Regions from separate parts of the Homo sapiens genome. Here region 1 is linked to region 2. A link is an interaction called in ENCODE POLR2A ChIA-PET data of the cell type or tissue named here. Cell type or tissue: A673. All regions are shown on one strand. Each heading gives the region's core, and the rest is flanking DNA. Links, peaks and the distances in the headings are about the cores only.

What was found. Peaks named below come from ENCODE experiments on the same cell type or tissue, not always from the same donor. Only the 100,000 strongest peaks of a DNase experiment are listed, where the experiment ranks them.
Region 1: POLR2A ChIA-PET joins it to region 2 with 11 read pairs; 5 of 35 experiments call an interaction of 5 or more read pairs at or near these places.

The regions. Positions count from the first base shown.
Region 1 is chr10:21,687,420-21,690,340 of GRCh38, forward strand. The region is part of intron 13 of MLLT10 (MLLT10 histone lysine methyltransferase DOT1L cofactor); the gene reads left to right. Among named protein-coding and RNA genes, the nearest start is that of MLLT10, 150 kb to the left of the region's middle. In A673, for the core only: no CTCF peak of the experiment used is centred there; no DNase peak of the experiment used is centred there; H3K27ac peaks cover 944 bases.
Region 2 is chr10:21,635,331-21,638,251 of GRCh38, forward strand. All of the region lies in intron 8 of MLLT10 (MLLT10 histone lysine methyltransferase DOT1L cofactor), which reads left to right. Among named protein-coding and RNA genes, the nearest start is that of MLLT10, 100 kb to the left of the region's middle. In A673, for the core only: no CTCF peak of the experiment used is centred there; no DNase peak of the experiment used is centred there.

The sequences.
Region 1 (2,921 bases), core at 311-2,810, 52 kb after region 2:
ACTGTGTGTAATGAGATATTACTGATGGGGGATGAGTTGTCACTGTGAGCAGTATGGAGATTGAGAATCTAGCTCATTCTAAATTTAATTTCCTTTTAATCACAACAGACATTTTTTCTTCTTATGAGTTAGTGTGTTCTTTATGCTTATACAGTAAACTGTCACATCCTAGGATACAACAAGTGCTACGAAGTTTGTTTCAATGCACACAAACTGTGAATCACTTGGTAAGGGATAATTAGGTTAAAAAAAGGGGAAGGGAACTAGGCCTTGGGCGTAGTAAAGAGCTGCAAAGCACATTGGTTTAGGGGGTTGAAATGAAATTCTAGAGAAAGGCACCTGACCGTTAGTAAACCTAGACCTTAGAATTGCTGTCTTGAATCAGAGAAATGGTAAGGAGCTATGATGAGTTTGTGGGAGACAGAACACATGATGAAATAGTATGAAATCTTATGGGCAGGGTTGTGATTATGCCTGTGTAGGAAAGAATTTGACTAATTTAACACAGCCTTTATAATAAGGTAGTATAAGACATGTACTTATAGGTAAGACTTTTTCCATTTCAAAGTATCCAGGCTATTTTGTTGCTCTTGGTTCCTTGAAGATAGGCTTCAAAGACTCTTAAGGGATAAACACATTTGGCTGGTGAGTCCCCCACTGGGGAGAAAAAGTAGTTTTCACATTTGGCTGGTGAGTCCACCACTGGGGAGAAAAAGTAGTTTCCAGTATCCATGTTAACTTTTATAATGGAAAATGAATCTACACTCTTTCATTGAAACTGCAAGAGGGGTGGAAGCTGAAAAGTTCCAACTGAGTGAGGGAAGCAGTACAAATGGGAATGAGTTGTGTAATAATTACTTTTAAATTAACTGGTAATGCCATTACTACTCTCTTTATTTAGAGCACTGCAATTTTTTAAATTTACATAGGTTTCATGGGGATTTTAACCCTGATGATCCACCCCCACACTGCACCCCATCATAATATCTTCAGTTTTTCAACTTGTCTGTCATGGTGGTTTTTAGGAAGTGGTGATTAAAAATCTGAAATTAAAGTGTGTCTTTTCTTTAGACAGAGGTGACAGTTCTACACTAACAAAGCAAGAACTTAAATTCATAGGTATGTACCAAACTCCAGCATGGTTCTAAACATAATAGTGTTAAATTAATCCTATTGTAGCTTGGAAACCTTCCCATACAAACCAGTGTTAGCAGTATGTACTCATAAAAAAAAAATGATGCCTGAAAGGAATTATCTATAACCTTGGGTGGTAGGTGGGATGAACTATATGTTCTTATTGTTGTAGTTATTTGGATTTGTCATATTGCTTCAGACTTGGTAGGTAGATCTTAGAATTCCTGAAACTGTTTACTTGTAAGGGCCTAGGCTCCTAGGTCTGATTTTGTGAAGACCACTTTGTACACCTGTGTCCCTTCTCACACTGAGATCAGGAAGAATATGAGAACATATTTCATGTTTTATAATCATGATAACTCTCTGATTCTTTTAACATATATCTCAAATACTCTGGATCAGTTCAGAGAGAACATGTGTATTCTGAACTACAGAGTGAAATCCACTACTGTTAACCACTTGAAGTATGCATCCACTCATTTCCCTCCCCTACAAACCTCATTTTTAACATGCTGATAAAGCTAATTTTATAGGCTGTGAGTATCTTCAATATGGCACTTTCCTTCTTGAGACTGTCTTAGCTTTTTATCATTTGACAAGAATATATTAGGTTCTTTCTTTATGTCTATATGTAAGGTCCTGGTTAGTTGCTTTGGGGAAATAAGTATACTGCAAAAGATAAATGATGCGGCACATGAGTCCTCCCTTTGAGAACATACACTCTAAAAGGAAGAGAAATACATATATGTAATAATTTCAAGGGATGTACTTACAACTTCTTTAATGGTCAGTAGGAGTTCAAGGCCAGGGAAAATTGCTTTCAGCTGAAGGAATGAGCTATTCAGATAATGTAACGTTTGACCTGATACTTAAAGAATATGTAAAATTTTGTTATTTGGAGATACAGGGATCAGAGCTAGATTCTTAGTCTGAGGTATGTACAGTTAGCATGAGCAATGGCATAGAATGAGAATACACAGGCTGTGTAAAGTAATATATATATATATATATGTATATATATATATATATATATATAGCGTGTGTGTTTTATATATATATATATATACACACACACACACACACACATTTATATATATATATATATATATTTTTTTTTTCTTGGCATGTTTTACCTCCAAGATACTGATATTTGATATGAAAAATAACAACATTAGCTATTAGTCCAAGGAGTTGAAAGCAGTTGGTGTTGAGTTGGAAAAAAGATAATCAAACCTGTACTTTAGGAAGTTTCAACTGGTGGGTAGCATGTAAAAAGATGGAAAAGAGCTAATGCTGAAACAGAGTAACCCAATAGTTTTTTGTTACAATCTAACCAAATTTATTGATGGCCTGAATGAGGATCCTGGAAGTCAAACTGATGAGATGTGTATTACCCAAGAAGAACTGGTAATGACAGTAGCTGGAAAGGATGGGTATTCATTTACTAACACAATATTTAGGTAGAGATGTTTAGCACAGAATTAAATAGAGCTTGGGCACCAAAGAGAATTGAAACTAGGCCACTTAGGGGGTAGTAACTGAAACTCTGAGACTAGTATAGGCTGAAAAATGTGGGTAGAGAAGACAGAAAGAGGTTGAATCAGGTTTATTTTAAAATAGTGAAGTCTTAATAGGTAGAAAGGAGATTAAGGATTAAGATTCAAGGAGTGATATTTCATAGATCAAGAATCTGGAGCAGATGGGAAGAGATCAAGTGAACATGTAGAAAAATTAAGTTTGAAGGAAGACAGAGAATCACTGTGGAAACATTCACTGTCAGAAAACCC
Region 2 (2,921 bases), core at 133-2,632:
GTGTTATTCCATGAGTTTTTAGTTTTATTATCTATTTGCTTTGCTTGTTTGTTTTTTTGAGACAGAGTTTCACTTTATTGCCCAGGCTGGAGTGCAGTGGCATGATGTTGGCTCGCTGCAGCCTCTGCCTCCTGGGTTCAAGCAATTCTCTTAGCCTCCCCAGTAGCTGGGATTACAGGTGCATGCCATGTCACCTGGCTAATTTTTGTAGTTTTAGTAGAGACTGTGTTTCATCATGTTGGCCAGGCTGGTCTCAAACTCCTGACCTCAAGTGATCTGCTCACCTTGGCCTCCCAAAGTGCTGGGATTACAGGCTCTTTGCTTTGTTTTTATATTTGGGATTCAGAAAGGATGAGAAACTATGTTGCTGCCACCATTTTCTCTTGCTGTTTTTTGTTGTTGTTTTTTTTTTTGAGATGTAGTTTCACTCTTGTCTCCCAGTCTAGAGTGCAATGGTGCAATCTCAGCTCACTGCCACCTCCGCCTCCCGGGTTCAAGAGATTCACCAGCCTCAGCCTCCCGAGTAGCTGGGTGATCTGCCTGCCTTGGCTCCCCAAAGTACTGGGATTACAAGCGTGAGCCGCTGCACCTGGCCTTTTTTTTTTTTTTTTTTTTTTACATTGCTCTGTTTACTCCTCTTCTGTCAAATCATAGCTCTCTTCGTTTTACTCTTTTCTTGCTCCTCTTGTACCCAAATTCAGCACTTAACCTAGCCTTGCCTTTCTGGTGAAGCTAGACTTCCTTTGACTTATAAGACTCATACTGTATCTCTGTCTTTTGCATGGGTTTTGTTGTTGTTGTTGTTTTTGAGATAGAGTCTCACTCTGTCACCTAAACTGCAGTGCAGTGGCATGATCATGGCTCACTGCAGCCTCAACCTCCTGCATTCAAGCAATACTCCCACCTCAGCCTCTGGAGTAGCTGGTACTATAGGCATGCACCACCGCTGCCTGGCTAAGTTTTTATATTTTTTGTAGAGATGGAGTCTCCCTATGTTGCTTAGGCTGGTCTTGAGCTCCTGGGCTCAAGCTATCCTTCTCCCACCTTGGCCTTGGCCTACCAGTGTTACGATTACAGGGTTGAGCCACTGCGACCGGCCCATGATTTTTTTATATTTTCATTTCACTTTTATATTGTCTTTATATATGTATATGTCTTATTGTCAGACTGTATCATGTCTCAAAGCTGATCTATATTTTTTATGTTTTAATGTTCTTTTATAGTGCCTAATATGATTTCTTTTCTTTTCTTTTTTTTTTTTGAGACGGAGTTTCACTCTTGTTGCCCAAGCTGGAGTGCAGTGGTGCGATCTTAGCTCACTGCAACCTCTGCCTCCAGGGTGCAAGCCATTCTCCTGCCTCAGCTTCCCAAGTAGCTGAGACTACAGGCGTGTGCCACCACGTTGGCTAATTTTTGTATTTTTAGTAGCTTTTTTTTTTAAACCCTGAGTGTCAGGTGTGAGGTAGTAGAAGAAAGGTAGTGTTGTTGACAGCTTGTGAGTACTTAACTAATTCTTGTTGCATTCACTATAATATGGTAGTTGTGTATACATTTATAGGCAATTAGGAATAGGGAACAGAATCAGCAGATACTAACGGAGTTAGAGATGTTTGCTGAAGTCATGGAAAGCCATCATTACTTTTTTCTTCCTTCCTCATAAGGCCTTAGTGGGTGTGGCGTTCAGTTTCAGTAAGAACTCTGTAGCAAGCTAATAGCTCCTTTTCAAAAAGGATGCACTTAATAGCCATGTCATTGGGGCATCAAGTCCAAATCTCCAGTGGGTGCCTGTGGGTGGAGGCTTTTTTGCCAGAGGATTCAGTTGGCAAAATCATAATTCATAGAAACATGTAGCTTAAAAGCATAATGAGGCCTGTGGGGTTCCAAAGGTAGACAATGTGCTTCAGCTTCCTACCTAGCTTCCAACACAGTGTGTGGGTTTTGGGCTACTCTCATAGGATGCATATTTACAGGATAGCTGACATTTAAAGGAAAAGCAGAACGTTGAAGTGAGTGTCATAGAGCCCCTGTTATTTAAAGAGTTCAGTAAGGTGTTCAGCCTGTTTTTCGATGGTGGGATTCTGAAGAGACCCCACCATCCTTGACTGCCAGAGGAATCTGGCGTTGTGAATCTGTTCCTATACTTTCCAGAAACTTGTTGAGCAGGTCTTTGAAATTTATTGGAGTTTCCACCAACTGTGCTGACAGAGGAGATAACATTACAGAGCTATTGAGACTGAGGCTTCTAATTTACCAGCTAATAGTGAGAGCTTTGAAAATCACAGGGTAGAGGTACTGAGTCCTGACATACCTATTTGTGGCAAGTGGCAAGGGAGTTTAGGTCACCCCTCTGGGAAAGCACTTCAGACATATTGGAGGGCTTTGACACATGGATGTAAACTGATCTTGATCCTTAGGTATGAGTGTTATGGCAAAGAGGCATTAGAAATGTCCAGAACAACCTACCAAGTACCATCAGTGTGTAGTGGATTTAGTCTGTAACAGCTGGGGCTATAAGAGCAATAACTAAACTCACTTGGCGCTAATTCACTGTTAGCTTCCTGCTCTTACTAGCCTTTTTTCACTGGCCTTGCAGGGCTTTTGTGTTGAGATATTGCATCTCTTCCTACCCCTGGTACCTTTGAGTCCTTTATCGAAGCTGTGGCTTCCCTTTGTCCTTCTGGAATCCTATGCTGTTTCTGTTGGACCACCCAGGAAAGAGACATGGTTTGGAGAGTGATTTACATGTCTCATTAGCATTTCTACGTGCTGCTCTTCTTGGTGGGGAGAATACCTTTTGCACTTATGGATGGGTAAAGATAAGCATATAATACAGGGGATGGCAAACTTTTCCTCTAAAGGACCAGATAGTAAATATTTTGGGCTTTGTGGACCGCATTTAGTCTCTATCATATATTCTTCTT